3 separate regions of the Homo sapiens genome follow, and regions 2 and 3 are each linked to region 1. A link is a loop called in an ENCODE intact Hi-C map of the cell type or tissue named here. Cell type or tissue: endothelial cell of umbilical vein. All regions are shown on one strand.

Region 1 (5,000 bases):
ACAATTTAAGGAAAAATATTTACCAAAAATCCAACTTATGAACACATTCTGGCATATATATGAATGGTTGTGCTTCTCACAGGCCCTGACATTTGTTGGCAGTCCTGGAGAGAAATTGCTTTTTTAGGGTAGTAAGTATCCTCTCATATTTTTGGTTGGCCACTTTTCAAACAGCTAAAGAAAATTTAAGTCATGTCAATACATTTAATGCAAGAGAGGAGAAATACCTTTATGAAATGTCCTCAAATACCAACATACATTCCAAATAAAAAAAGATAAACAGAAATCACTTTAAATACCTTAAGAAAATGGTTCTATTAAGATAATCGTGGGTAATGGAATTTTGGCACCCAAAGGAAGACAAAGATGACTTCCAATGCTCAAATTTTATCGACGAGGAAATAAAACACCAAGATTAGGCTGGGTGTGGTGTCTCACGCCTATAATCCCTGGGAGGCCAAGGCAGCTGGATCACCTGAAGTCAGGAGTTCCACACCAGCCTAGACCACATGGTGAAACCCTGTCTCCACTAAAAATACAAAAATTAACTGGACATGGTAGTGCATGCCTATAATCCCAGCTACTTGGGAGGCTGAGACTGGAGAATCACTTGAACCTGGGAGATGGAGGCCGTAGTGACCTGAGATCACACCACAGCACTCCAGCCTGCGTGACAGAGCAAGATTCTATCTCAAAAAAACCCACCAAGATTAATGAGTTGCCCAAAATGCTCTGCTAGACTGAGGTGGAGATGGGACTAGACCTCGGTGGTCAAAGGCCCAGCCAGGTGCTCCGTAACTATGACAGCCAGCTTCTTCCTGTCCTGGAGGCGATCTGGATCTCCACAGATATGTAGTCTATATGTAGTCTAAATCATGACAGCCTTCATATACAGATTAACAAATTGAACAAATTAACACCAAAACTTGAAGTATTCGACCTTAAGTATGTCAGTTATTAGGGTGGTAAAGTTACTTTTATAATGAAGTCATTCCTGCCACCACCTACAATCACACACTTCCTCTTGGTTTAGTGCTGAATTTTCCTTCTAATTTTACTTCACTCACATCATTGGCATCAACTCAGGGTAAGCAAAGATCTCCGCACCATCGAAAGCACAGAGGCAACAACTTGATTTTCTCCCACAGTTACTTTATTAAGTTTTTGTTTGTTTGTTTTGTTTTGTTTTTGTTTGTTTGATTGTTTTCCATTCTGCTGTCAACCCCCGATTTTCAAAGTACAGTCCTGGAGGAAGTTGTCCTTGGATCGTGATATGCAGGCAAAGGCATGTGTGTTGAGGATGGAAGAGGTGGTGGTGGCGATGGGAAGAGAGGGGAAGTGAGGAGAAAGGGTGTAGCCCAAAGAAGAGGAACAGGAAAAGCGGTTTCTGCCTCTATTATTCTTGCAGAGTCTCAGCACCTTAAGAAAATGAAGTCTTATTGCCTAACAAGCCAGACTGGATGGCTTATACATTGTTGAATCAAACTTCCTGTCCTGTTTTCCTTGCAGGATGTGGTGGAACTCTTTATGGAGACAGAGGCTCATTCACCAGCCCTGGCTATCCAGGCACCTATCCAAACAACACGAACTGCGAGTGGGCACTGGTAGCTCCTGCTGGAAGGCTTCTCACTGTCAACTTTTACTTCATCAGCATTGACGATCCAGGAGACTGTGTCCAGAACTATCTCACACTCTACGATGGGCCCAACGTCAGCTCTCCATCCTATGGACCATACTGCAGAGGCGTGAGTAGAACAAACATTTTATATTCCCATTTGTTATGTTTAGACAATGAGTCACTTAATGTAGACTTTTTTTTTTTTTTTTGAGACAGAGTCTCGCTCTTGTCACCCAGGCTGGAGTGCAGGGGCACAACCTCAGCTCACTGCAACCTCCGCCTCCCAGGTTCAAGCAATTCTCCTGCCTCAGCCTCGTGAGTAGCTGGGATTACAGGGGCCTGCCACCACGCCCGGCTAATTTTTGTACTTTTAGTAGAGACGGGATTTCGCCATGTTGCCCAGGCTGGTCTTGAACTCCTGACCTCAGGTGATCCGCCCACCTTGGCTTCCCAAAGTGCTGGGATTACAGGCGTGAGCCACTGCGCCCGGCCTGGTGTAGGCTTTTAAAGGCAGACACATGCAGAGTACAAAGCACAGCCTTTAACAAATTGAGCAGTTTTCCGACTTGCCTTTCTATTCTCGGAGCATGAGTGCCATCTGGTGGGCATTGCATTAAATTACTATTAATAGTTACCAAAATCAGCTCTGCTTCAGAATCACCTGTGGAGTTACTTACATTAGACTTCCAGTTCCCACTGAAACCTATTGAATCAGGATTTCCCGGGGAGGAGCCACAGCATGCTGTTTTTTAAAAGCTCCCTCTGTGACGTCAGTGCACCGCCTAGGGTTGAATACCCATGTTTATTTCTGCATAAATAAAACTATAGAACATTTGGACACCTGGCTCTATTTTATCTACTTCTTGCTGAAAATTGCAGGAATTCTTTGAAGAAATGGTGACTGATAGTTTGTTTTTGTAAAGCTCATATCAGGGCTTTACAAACAACAACTCAGAATCTGATGTTGATTCAATATTGCAGGCATCTGTGCTTACGGTCCTCTCATTTTATGTGCAAGTAGATACTTAAAGAGAGTATGGGCTCACACCTGTAATCCCAACACTTTGGGAGGCCCAGGCAGTTGGATCACTTGAGGTCAGGAGTTTAAGATCAGCCTGGCCAACATAGGGAAACCCCATCTCTACTAAAAATACAAAAATTAGCCAGCATAGTGGCACACGCCTATAATCCCAGCTACTCAGTAGGCTGAGGCAGGAGAATCGCTTGAGCCCAGAAGGTGGAGGTTGCAGTGACCCGAGATTGCGCCACTGCACTCCAGCCTGGGCGACAGAGCCAGACTCTGTCTCAAAAAACAAGAGAGTAAGTAAGGGAAAAGTGGCTGCTGGCAAGTGGGTATCTGTTTCTAATTTTTCTGCTCTTTAATCACTTAGGCTTTGTAATCAAACTAGACAGAGAATTATATCAGCTGGAAATCTAGATGGTTTTTTAAAATATATTATTTATAAAATTGATAAATGCTATTTTCAGAAGTATCAGAAAATAGACTAATTTTTCTAACACCCTAGCATTCTCATATATTCTTAACACCTTTCTTTGAATATCTTTGCATATATTTTACATGCATATTTTTTACTGTTTGATGTTGTGTTTTTTCCACTTACCAATACATCATTAATATCTTATCTTAATAAAAACACTGGTGCATCGTATTTAGTTTTTGGAGAGTATTCCATTGCATAAGTGCAGCCTAATTTATTTAACGAAGCCCCTCTAAGTGGACATTTAGGTCTCTTGAACTTTTTGCAACTACAGACAACACTTAATAAACTTTTTGTTAGTGATATCTTTATACACGGAGTTACATTACTTGGTGAGAAATGGTGATCGCAGGACCAGCAGATACTGTATTACGGGGTTGCACAGAAGGCCCACAGACAGAGACCCCAGTAAATGTGCCACACATCAGATTTAGAAGCTAACCAGCTCTTAGACATTGAATTGAAATTTACAAACATTTCAAAAGGGAGGAAAAGAGACAATTTTAACAATATCATGACTTTATATTGACAGGTTTTTTTTTTTTTGTGGGCATGGTTTTCAGTGGCTTGCAAACATATAACCCCATTTGATCCCCACAGTGACAATCCCGTAAGGTGGAAAGAACAAGTATATCCTGGACTTTGCAGATAAAAGAAAACTGAGTCACTGAGAGAAGTGATTGCCATTTAATCCAGTGCCGCGTTAAGCTGTAATATATAGCGAGATACATCAATTTTTAAACTGTTGGTGTTTACAGTATTTTCCCAGTTTTACATTTTCTTTTATAAATGTAGATATAATTTCATGTGTAATTGTTTTTTTCCTTAAAGGTACCACTGATTTAACACTTTATAAATGTTAAACATAAATTTAAAAAAGTAAAACATAAGTATAAAATAGTCAATTTACATAGAGAGGTAGCTCTTATTTTGCTAATATTTACATACTTACAACTTTTTGTAAGTATGTAACTTTTTGTAAGTTGTAATATTTTGCTAATATTTACATACATACAACTTTTACATTTTACATACATACATATTTACATGCATATTCACATACAAAAGTCATATACTTTTTTATATATACTCCTTAAGTATACAATTCAACTTTTGTATGTATGTAAATATGCATGTAAATATGTATGTAAAATGTAAACTTACATTTATATACATACAATTTACATACAGAGGTGGCTCCTTATTTTGCTAATATAAATACAAACCATCCCCTGATTTGGGAGATATTTTGTGTTATGGTAAATACCATTGTTCACAGGGAAATCCTCTATCCCTTGCAACTACAGAATATGAACATCAAGCAAATGAAAGAATAATGGGAAAAACAAGGAGAATCAAAGGAGATTCTAAAACTTCTGTTGACTGTCCATACTAGTTTGTCAATATAAAAGAAGTTGTTGAAATTTGGAAGCAGATTAAAGTGGAGGTAAAAAGTAGACATGCATAGGAATAAAAATATTGCATATACCTTGATATATCTCTTACAGAAAAAAATCTATACTCACTTGAATTAGTGAGTATCTTGGAAATAAGTCTGTGTTTTGATGACTTGGGGTGGGGCTGAGGCAGGAAAACCCAGTAATGTGGGCATCATGAGAGCAGGGCTTTTTGCCTGTTTTGCTCATTTTTTAATATCCCTAGTACTAAAAACAATACCTGCAGTGTGGCAGTGACTTGATCAATATTTGCCAAATGAATGAACAGAAAGTGAGAGAAAACGGGGACCCATCTATTCCCCTCAACACACAGACAAACACACACTGTTCCACAGAAGTATATGAAAATAAATCCCAAGAGGAAGCTATAAACATTGAGGATGAAAATAGCATATTTTACTTAGTGTGATCATTTCACTTACATAT
Region 2 (5,000 bases), 790 kb before region 1:
CATCCGTTTGTCCAAAATGTCTTAGGCCTCTGTTGAATTTAGGGTGAAGCATTGTACAATTGCCAGGGACATTTTCTCTTTATGTCGATTCAGTGGCACACATAGAATGTGAACGGTTGGTAATGACAAGGTACTGATACCAGGTTGTCTGCTTAGTATTAGGATGTACAAAGCTATTAATTCATAAATAAGACATGGTTTCTTCTCTCATGGAGCCCTCAGGCTAAGGAGGCAGGCATGTAACAATAGGGTAACATATGTTACAGGCGTCCTGCCGGAAACCCATACAGATTACAGTGGTAATGCAGGAGGGAGCAGCCAACTCTATTGGCCAAAAGTATTGAGGAGTGAGGTGCTCAGTCAGGAAAGGCTTTGTAGTTAGTGATGGTGACTTGAAAAGCAGATAGGTAGGGAGAAGAGGAGAGACTGGCATTGCTGACAGAACTGGCATAGCCAAGCTGCACAAGATAAACCAAACTATCCTATGCATAGAAAAGCTGTCCAGTAGATTAGGGTGTGGGAGCTGTTCTGGGAGACAGCAGGAGAGTCAGAGTGAGGCCAGGAAATAGACAGCTGTGATGGTTAATTTTAGGTGTCAACTTGACTGGATTAAGGACATCTAGAAACCTGGTAAAATGTTATTTTGGGGTGTGTCTGTTTCCAGAGGATATTGGGGTGTGAATCCAAGTGGATTAGGTGGGGAAAATCCACCCTCAGTGTGTGTGGGCACCATCCAATCTGCTGGGGCCCAGAGAGAACAAAAACATTGAAAAGGCAGATCTATTTGCTGGAGCTGGGATACATTCTTCCTCTCCTGTCTTTGGACAACAGAACTCCAGGCTCCCCAGGCTTTGGGCTTCAGGACTTGTATCATTGGCCCCCTGGGTTCTCAGGCCTTTGGCTTCAGACTGAGAGTTACACCATCTGCTTTCCTGGTTCTGAGGCCTTTGCACTTGGACTGAGCCATGGTACTGGCATCCCAGGGTCTCCAGCTTGCAGACAGCCTGTCATGGGATGTCTCAGCCTGCTAATCACATGAGCCAGTTCCCCTAATAAATCCCCTCTCATATCTATATCTGTATATATCTTTATGTCTATATCTATGTCTGTCTATATAATGTTCCATCTCTCTGGAGAACCCTAACTCAGGAGCCTTATTGCCTTTAAAAGAAATTTGGACTTTATCCTGTAGGCAAATGGGGAGCCATAGGAGAGCTACGCTGCTTTAGATGAGATGATCTACTTGGGATGGTTGGTTGTTGTTTTGAGACAGCATAGAAATTCTTGAAGCAGAAGAGAGGTAAAATACCTTATGCATTTTTCCCCTTTAGAACCTAAACATTTTATAAAGACACAAGGGCAAATACTGAAGCATAAGGGAGTAAAAAGCTACATGTAAAGTGGTCTGAGTGCAGAATTTTAGATTTTTGTGATTTTCTTTCTCCTTAGTCTTTTTATGTTTATGTAATATTTAATAAATCACATCATTATAGTAACAGCTACAGCTGGCTTGAGGAGAGAAACACAAATGAATATAACTGTGAAACTCAGTGAACATATACATAGGGGAGTAGCTGAAGACTTTACTGTGCTGGGGCGTTGGTCAGGATCTTTTAGAGAGAGAACAGAGACCGTTGGTTAAGTAGGTGACGGCCAACAAAGTTTCTTTGTATTTACATTGTGATCAGCCATTTTTCAGAGGCACATAAAATAGATGAAAGTTCCTGACATGAGTTATATTTTAATAGAATTCCTTCTTTGTTGCCATTGATGTAAATTAGTACAAAGGACCATAAAATTGTAACTTTAGTCATTCAGAAGTATGTCTGTTTTTTTTGTGTCTTTACGAAATGTATTATCCAAGGAGGGCTTTTGGAATTAGGGAGAAATTTTCTTATTTTTGATAATGAATGCCTGGATTGGGGTCCCAGAAATTGTATGCATCACAGACAAAGCAGGCACTTCCACTCTGTTCATCTGAAATCTAAGGGATACTTAATTTAGGGTAATGGCTCCTTAGTGTTCCCCTTTGGTGTTTCTCATGTGATTTTGCTTTACTCTTAATATTAACAAAAACAGCTTTATATGCATAGACAACAGCAAGTATTTTACATTCAAAAAATCGACTGAAAGGTAATAGAATTACAACATTGTCTAGATTTCATCTTTTGGCCTGATTGCATATGCAGGCTATGAGGATTATCTTGGAGAAAAGGGAAAGCTAGAAGTACCATAAGCATGATAGTCACAGGTAGGTAGGGCTATATTGCCAGGCACTGTCCTAAACATTTTAATTCATGTAATTCATTATAGTTCATATATAATTCTCATTGAGTTGGGCCCATTATCGGGTGGAGCAAGTGGGGAGAGGAGAGGCTGGAGAGGAGCCCCAGGTGCCATCCGAGGTCCTTCTAGCTGGCCTTACCCTGGGGGCCGGGCGGGGGCAGCAGGCGTCTAGCAGGGAGGCCCAGCGGGGAGGGAGCTGCAGGGGGGCCGCGAGCGCCAGCGGGGACTGGCTGGGAGCAGGGCAACAATGGGCGGAGTTTTCCGCTCCTCCCCGCCCTTGGCTTGAGCGCTCCAGCTCGCTAGTGGCCCGGGCGAACTGGAGTTGCCGTGTGACGCGTGGGCGGGACGAGGCCCGGGCTCGGGGACCTTTCGCACTCGGGTCAGGGGTAAAGCAGCCTGTCGCTTGCCGGGCAGCTGGTGAGTCGGTGACCTGGCCTGTGAGGTACGTCTGGCAGCCCAGGGGCCGTAGCGGGAGCCCTTGAGGCCGGTAGCCTTGCAGGGCTGGCGCCGGGCAGGAGCCGGGTCGCAGCGGCTGACTGCACAACTGCGTGCGAATCGGCGACCGGGGCGAGGGCAAGGGCTCCTGAGGCCGCTTGGAAAGGGCTTTTGGGAAGTCTAGAAAGCCGCATGAGTCACTGTTGCTTTCGTATTAGAAATGCCTTGTTTTCGAATTAGAAATGCCTTGCGGTCGGTTTTCAGTTACTACTTTAGAAAATTGATGTGCTGGGATTTATTGCCCTCAGTTGCTTGTATAAAGGTGGACAAATCTGAGCCTAGTAAACTCTGAAGTGTTAAATCTTAAAATGTTCAATAGTGAATTTATTATTATCTTATTTTAAATCTGTTGCGATATTAACGTTTGTTTGTGTGGTTTTAAAAAGATTACAGAGAACCAGATTCTGGATTTCAGAAACTGCTTGTCTTGATAAGGAATTTAAAATGGGCTGGGGCTAAGGTAAGATGTATATAATCCTTGAGTTAATGAGTTGTATAAAAAACAACCTTTAGGCCGGGCGCGGTGGCTCACGCTTGTAATCCCAGCACTTTGGGAGGCCGAGGCGGGCGGATCACGAGGTCAGGAGATCGAGACCATCCTGGCTAACACGGTGAAACCCCGTCTCTACTAAAAATACAAAAAAATTAGCCGGGCGTGGCGGCGGGCGCCTGTAGTCAGTCCCAGCTACCTGGGAGGCTGAGACAGGAGAATGGTATGAAGCCGGGAGGTGGAGCTTGCAGTGAGATCGCGCCACTGCACTCCAGCCTGGGCGGCAGAGCTAGACTCCGTCTCAAAACAAAAAAAAAACCCAAAACCAACCTTTAAAAAAAAGACGGAAGAAAGAACGTGTGAAGTGAAAAAAGTCTCAAGGTAAAATTGCAAAATATTTTTTAACATAATTTTTTTAAACTAAAAGCTTTACAGACGGTCTAATGCAGGTTGTCTCATCAAAGATAACCAAATTGTTCAGTTAGTATTTCGAGTGTAGTACTCATAGAACACATAGGTATCCTGTGGATAGATGCTGCGCTTGGCCTTTTAGCAATGACTAGGATGCCAGGCAAATAAGTAAAAAGTAGAGGTCTTTGGAGGGGCAGGGGCAGGTGGCAAGGGGGGCAGAGAATGTGAGAGTTGGAAGGTGAGGTTACAGATGATCTAGTCTGAGCTTTCATTCTTACAGACGAATGAAGCCTGGAGTGGCTGTGATACAGACGTTGAATCAAAACTATTTGCATTGGTATTTGGCAGTGTTTTGGTTTTTCTGAGCCTATCATGACATACAAGGGTACTGTTTATTTATTTATTTATTTATTTTGAGATGGAATTTCGCTCCTGTTGCCCAGGCTGGAGTGCAATGGCTGCGACCTTGGCCCACTGCAACCTCCGCCTCCCAGGTTCAAGCGATTCTCCTGCCTCAGCCTCCCGATTAGCTGGAATTACAGGCATGCGCCACCACGCCCGGCTAATTTTGTATTTTTATTAGAGACAGGGTTTCTCCATGTTGGTCAGGCTGGTCTCGAACTCCTGACCTCAGGTGATCCGCCCACCTTGGCCTCCCAAAGTGCTGGGATTACAGGCGTGAGTCACCGCGCCCGGCCAGTACTATTTTTGTTAGTGTTATCCAAGGCAGAAGATTCTGAACAATTGTGGTTATAATTTACTGAGGACTATGAAAATTGACTGAAAATCTTAACGGAAGTTATTTCAATAGTAATCCATTGGAATGTTAATTTTAATCACTAGTGTTGGCAAGTAAAAATACTTTACAGGTGATAATACACTAAAGGAAGAACAAGCTCATCTGGGAGAGAGAACCCAGGACTAGACCTTGGAAACTGTAGTTCTAAACCCAAATCTTACCCCTTCTGGCTGTGGCCCTTCAGATGGGTCACTTAAACTATCTGGGCTTTTGTGGCTTCATATGTAGAATGAGAGTGTTATATTAAAGAGATGACCAAGATTTTTTCCAGCTTTATTTTTTATTTTTTTAAAGAGGCTTGTGAGGAGCTATTTTTCAGCTTTAAATTGTAGTTTGTGTGGGTCACAAGAGTTAAAGCTCTTTGGAAATTTTATGGTTAAGCCATACAGTAATGACTTAGCTTCATTACATAACCACTTCATTTGTGGTTAGTTGCTCAATTCTGGTGCCATGATCTTCAGACTTCACAAATAGATTTGTGCAAAGCATTGTGTAAGCATGGCATATATAGTTTAAAGA
Region 3 (5,000 bases), 300 kb after region 1:
GGAGGCTGGAAGTCCCCAGCCATGTTTCTGGAATGAGCTTTGCTCATCTGGCCTGGCTTTCCCACAGTGAGCACAGAGCGGCATTGTTTTCCTGAGCAGCTCAGCCCCAGCCCTAGAGCATGCAGAGAATGTGGCCCACGGCCCGGCTGCTCCCACCAGAGGCCTGCAGCCTCCCCTCCCGACCCTGAGCAGTCTTGGTTGGTCAAGACCCACAGCCACCTTCTCTGCCTTAGAGATGCTTAAGTTACTGACACTTCCCTGGGCCTGCAGAGATGGGTGGACCATAGGTTCCTCACTGAGTGTTGTGCCCTGGGTTGGGAGTAAGAAAAGCCCAGAGGCTTTTGCTGGGCAGACATCCTCTGTCCCTTCTGGGCTGAGTCAATGGCACCTGCAGCCTCGTGCGCAGTGGCAGTGATGGTCTTGTTGGGGAAGCATAAGGGTTTCCCCACCTGTGGCCAGGAGGAAGGAGCTTGTGCTGGCTTGAGGTGGCGTGAGCCTTGTTTGTGCCTCCCTCGAGGCCTCTCCAGAAATGCTGGCCAGTCACACCTCCTGATGGCCTCAGGGGCCCAGCCAGTGTGGGGGTGTCTGGTTACCCCTTGAAAAGCTGACCAGAGAAGACCCTGAAACTCCAGGGAGGGCCATTGAGCTAGGTAGACCCCTCACTGAGCGTCCTCCAGGCTGGAGCAAGCGCTCAGAACAGGCCGGTGGCTGTAAGAGATGACAGGAAGAGTGGGGCCTGGGGAGGGGGAATGATGGGTGTCGTGTCAGAGGTGGTCTCCTCTGGCTCACTGTCCCCATCATCCAGACCTTCGGCGAGGGAGGGGACTATGCGGACCAAGTTGTCTTCAAAGTGCACCTGCTTCTTCTTGGCCAGGGAGTCGGCTGGCTCCAGGCTCAGCTCCATCAGGGTGTTGGGGGGCTGGAGGGCACTGGGCTTCTTAGTCCCCTTCAGGATACTCTTCATGTGGATGAAAAGGGAGCTGGGCCCCTCCTTGAGGGCCCCATGGAAAGTGTAGGTTTGCTCTGTGTCCCCAGAGCCGGTGGTGCTCACAGCGCTGCTAGAGGGGTCTGTGTACTGCTCTGGGGAGGCCAGCACCTCGGGGGCAGCTTTCCTCTTCTTCCGCTTGCTCAGAAGGAAGTAGGCCAGGCCGGTGATGATGAGCATGGAGCCTGGAAAAGAGCCAGAGGTCAGGGCTCTAGAGGAGTCACGGAAAAAATCCGGAGTCCTTGCAAGCATGTCGTGCAGCAGAGCTCCTGCAACCCGGCGCTGTGTGGCCATTCACAGGCCCCTGTGGCCCTGGCCCTCTTGCCTGGCTTGTCCTCACACCCCACATCAGATTTGGGGGTCCACTTGGAGGCTGGGATGGGGATGCTAAATGGCAGGAAGGATGGAGGCTCTGCTTTTCAACATGGTCTCCCTGGAGGGCTGTCTTCCCTGTATTGTAGATGGGTTCATGAGGAGGGGGCACAGTTTTCACAGATAGGGAGCAGAGAGGAGAAGGACACTAGCAGAAAAGGTCGTGGATGAAACTGAAAAGGTGGGAGCAAGAAATCCTGGGTTCTCTGACCAGAAACCAGCTGGCCAGTGGTATGCACCCGTGAAGTGGAAGTAGGAGATGAGGCTGTGAAGATTTTCTGGGGTCCCACCCTGAAGTGCCTTTCAAACCAGGCTGAGGAGTTTGGACCTGAATGAGTAGGCACTGGGGAGATTCAGAAGGGTTTGGGCAGGGAAGTGGCCATGTCACACCCTTGGGAAGCTCAGACCACACATGGTCAGTGGGAGGAAAGGTGAGGTCCCCTTTGCGGTTCCACTTCTGTACGGCTCTGTGAAGGAAGGATGCACTTCTTGGGACATTCCTGCCATTTGATCAGCATGGAGTATGTCTGGCATTCCGATGATTCCTCATGTCCACCCTCTAGGTCAGAGAGGGCAGTGGGGCAGGTAAGGTCCCTGGAGCCACCACTGGAGCTAGACTTTGAGGGGCTCAGCTCCTCCTGCTCAGAGTCCACCTGTGCTGGGGCTGCATATCTCTACCCCTGTGCTCTTACCTGGGATGGTCACGTGCCAGACCAGGACCGGGTGGAGGAAGCAGGCCACCGACAGCAGCAGGTAGGCCAGGAACTTCTGGAAGCAGCCCAGCCAGTGGGCTTTCTCCCTTACTCTGTCTGCCAGGGACCCTGGTTGACACCTGGGGAGAGGGAGTCCAGGTTAGCATAATGTGTCCCAGGAAAACCCCAGCAAGACTGGATGCCATGGAGTCTGGGCCAGGCCCTGCTGTGGGCATGCTCTGCAGTGGGCCCTGGCTGAACAGAAAGCCCTAGCGGTCCTTGGTGTGGGTTCCACAATGAGTGGATTTGCCTGAGTCCCTCTAGAGGGTCCACAAGTTTTTGAAAGGCTGCCCAGACCTGTTTTTCTGGTCGAAGGGGAAGCAAGTTAAATGTTCTCAGGATGCTGCATGAGTTAGTGAGGAAGACAGCTGGAGGCTCAGGGCTCACTGGGAAGTCTGCACTAATGCAGAGAAAGTGTGCAGTTTGGGAGCCACCTGCCTGGGACAGTTGTGCTTGTAGTGCACTGCATAAGAGGCTTGGCCAGGTGAGTGAGCAGGCTGGCACCCAGCTGTGCCCTGTTCACCCAGCCTTGCTTAGGCACAGTACAGTGTTGGCCCAGAAGGGCTTCTTTTCTAACTGTATACACAGGGACCACACATAGCCCTGGCAGAAGCCTGATGCTGAGCAGCTTCCTTCAGGGGCGCTGCCTCCATGTTTCACAGGGGGCAAGTGCCTGCCTTTAGACCCAGCGCCTCCATCCTCTGAATTGGCCTAGAGCTGGGGCTCTACACAGCCACATCCTGCCCCTCTAGCTTTGAGGGAGTGCTCAGGCTGTCCAGGTGGCCCAAAGCACTGCTCTCTTATGCTCGCAGGCTGGACTGCCATGGCTCACTGGTGCCCCCTGGTGCCCATTCCTGCGTGTGTGTGGTGGCAGGGTGCGGTGGAGTCCATCCAGGGTCCATTCCTCCCCAGCCTTCTCCCCAGCTGAAGTTTCAAGCACAGCTTGGCAGTGGAATTCAGCAGAAAGGGGAAAGCTTTCTGCCTTAGGGCTGGTGAGCCTGAGAGGCAGCCAGTGGCCTTGCAAGGTGCTGGGACATCTGGATCTGAAGACTGGCTCTCTCACTGACCACCCAGGGACCAGTGTCTAGGTTCTGAGAGCCGCAGTCCTCGGTCTCACCGATAACAGCTTCCACATACTGAGTGTAGGCTGGGAAGCAGCAAGGGCCTCACGAGATCCTGCAGGGTCTGCACTCCTGCCCCACGAAGGGGTGTAGAGACATACTGCCCCTGACTTGCCCCCGGGCCCTAGGAAGAGACAGAGCCAGTTCCCAAACCCAGGTCTGCTCACTCCCAGCTGGGCCTTCTGCAGGGTCCTCACCCCATGGCAGATGGCTCAGACACTGGGGCCCAGTGACTGGCTGCTCCTGGTGAGGGGGAGCTGGACTTTTCTGGGGATTCTGGGCAAGGACAGGCCCTGAATGACTGTGTCAGTTGGTTCTCTTGGTTGGGACCAGGGCAAAGAAGGCAATGGAGCCCCTTGGGCCTGTGCCCACCTCCAGGCCAGGCTGATTGTACCTCGGTGGGGGGCTCCTGTCCACAGTGGCTTCAGGAGCAGGACATCCCCTGGTTGTGGGCTCTTGGGTGGAGACATCTGTGGTGTCTGGGGCTGGGGTGGACAATGGAGGGGTCTCTCTGGAAACTACTTACTGGAAGCAGATGGCCAGCAGCTGAGCCACAAAGTAGGCCCCTTCACATATGGAGACAGCGGCTCCTGTAAACCTGCAGGTGGAGACAGGTGAGGGAGGCTGGCGCCTCTGTCTTCCTTTGCTTTCCTGAGGGCTGTCTTCTCACACGTGGCCTCCTGACATCACATCTACAGCCAATGGACTCACCTGGATTCCCCCAGACAACATTCACCACGGGCTGTCTCCAGGACATGGCGTGTTCCGGACTGGGCCATGCTGGGGAGAGGTGGGGTCTGGGGTTCAGAGATGGGTGGGGAGGGCACCGTGGCCAGCAGGTGACATGGCCTTCACCTGGCACCCTGTGTGACACTGGCAGGCACATCCTTCTACCTGCTGGTCACCAGGATGGACACCCACTGCCTGTGTTCCAGCCTTAAACCTGGACCTGTTCCTGACCCTTTCCTTCTTCCTTTTCCTATTATCCAAATAGTCACCAGGAGCTGTTGATTACATTCCTTCAATACCTTCCAAATCGCTCCTGTTCTCTGACCTCATGGGCATTGCCTGGGTTCAGGCCCTGCCCCCTGGACCCCTGCACCAGTTCCACTTCCTCACTTACCCCAGGCCTGTCTCCTGCTCCCCCACTGTGTCACTCTGGGCTGCCTGACACCTGAATCTGATCATGTTCCTCCTGATACAGGATGCCTCAAAGGCTCCTTGTGCTCCCAGTGTGGTCCATGGATCCTGCAATCAGCATCTCCTGAGGAATGTGTAGAATTCATGGCTCCCAGGCCACCCCTAGACTCACATCAGAATCCTTGGAAATGGAATATGTACTTACGGAGGGTCTCACTGCCTATCCTCCATGTTCCCTTGACAACACAAGAAGCTATCAGGTGCCACAGGGCTTTTGCACAAGTGAGCTTTTCCTGGAAGGCCTTCCCCTTCCCTCTCCAGTCTGTCTGGTGACCTCCTCTTACTTCTCCATGTGGTACCATATGACCAGAGTCACTAGTCTGTGAACCCCCAGAGGGCGTTCCCTGTCTAATTCTTCTGTACAGCCCAGGCTCACAGTGGGTCGGGCTTATTGGGCTCCATTAATGAGCATTGCAATAAATGAAGGAATGAAAGTGGATAGTGTTGTGCAGAAGGTGGCTTGGGGTCAGGGTTTCCTCAGAGCCATGGGTGTTTCTAGATTGTGTGATCACAGGTGAGAGGTGTGACCTTTCTCTGTCTTAGTTTCCTCAGCTGTAAACTGGGGTTATT

The links. Hi-C counts contacts between places; a loop is a spot of excess contacts. Peaks named below come from ENCODE experiments on the same cell type or tissue, not always from the same donor. Only the 100,000 strongest peaks of a DNase experiment are listed, where the experiment ranks them.
Region 2: a loop joins it to region 1, with 10 times the contacts of the local background. A loop is called at or near these places in 16 of 110 quality-filtered maps.
Region 3: a loop joins it to region 1, with 8 times the contacts of the local background. A loop is called at or near these places in 12 of 110 quality-filtered maps.

What each region holds. Positions count from the first base shown.
Region 1 is chr10:45,232,599-45,237,598 of GRCh38, reverse strand. It overlaps the pseudogene CUBNP2. Among named protein-coding and RNA genes, the nearest start is that of MIR3156-1, 71 kb to the right of the region's middle. In endothelial cell of umbilical vein, a CTCF peak has its summit at 2,227 (motif pointing left); DNase peaks (open chromatin) are centred at 1,638 and 2,208; H3K27ac peaks cover 1,512 bases.
Region 2 is chr10:46,021,058-46,026,057 of GRCh38, reverse strand. All of the region lies in intron 1 of NCOA4 (nuclear receptor coactivator 4), which reads left to right. Among named protein-coding and RNA genes, the nearest start is that of NCOA4, 7.1 kb to the left of the region's middle. RefSeq lists silencers at 2,425-2,594, 4,266-4,461 and an enhancer at 2,445-2,739. In endothelial cell of umbilical vein, no CTCF peak of the experiment used is centred here; a DNase peak (open chromatin) is centred at 2,557; H3K4me3 peaks cover 868 bases; H3K27ac peaks cover 1,488 bases.
Region 3 is chr10:44,930,826-44,935,825 of GRCh38, reverse strand. It overlaps TMEM72 (transmembrane protein 72), which reads right to left. Exons shown (of 5, transcript NM_001123376.3): 3 at 3,757-3,828; 4 at 2,050-2,189; 5 at 1-1,170. The coding sequence ends at 692. All of the region lies in intron 1 of TMEM72-AS1 (TMEM72 antisense RNA 1), which reads left to right. Among named protein-coding and RNA genes, the nearest start is that of TMEM72, 22 kb to the right of the region's middle. RefSeq lists enhancers at 1-245, 2,052-2,758, 2,759-3,466. In endothelial cell of umbilical vein, a CTCF peak has its summit at 2,948 (motif pointing left); a DNase peak (open chromatin) is centred at 2,915.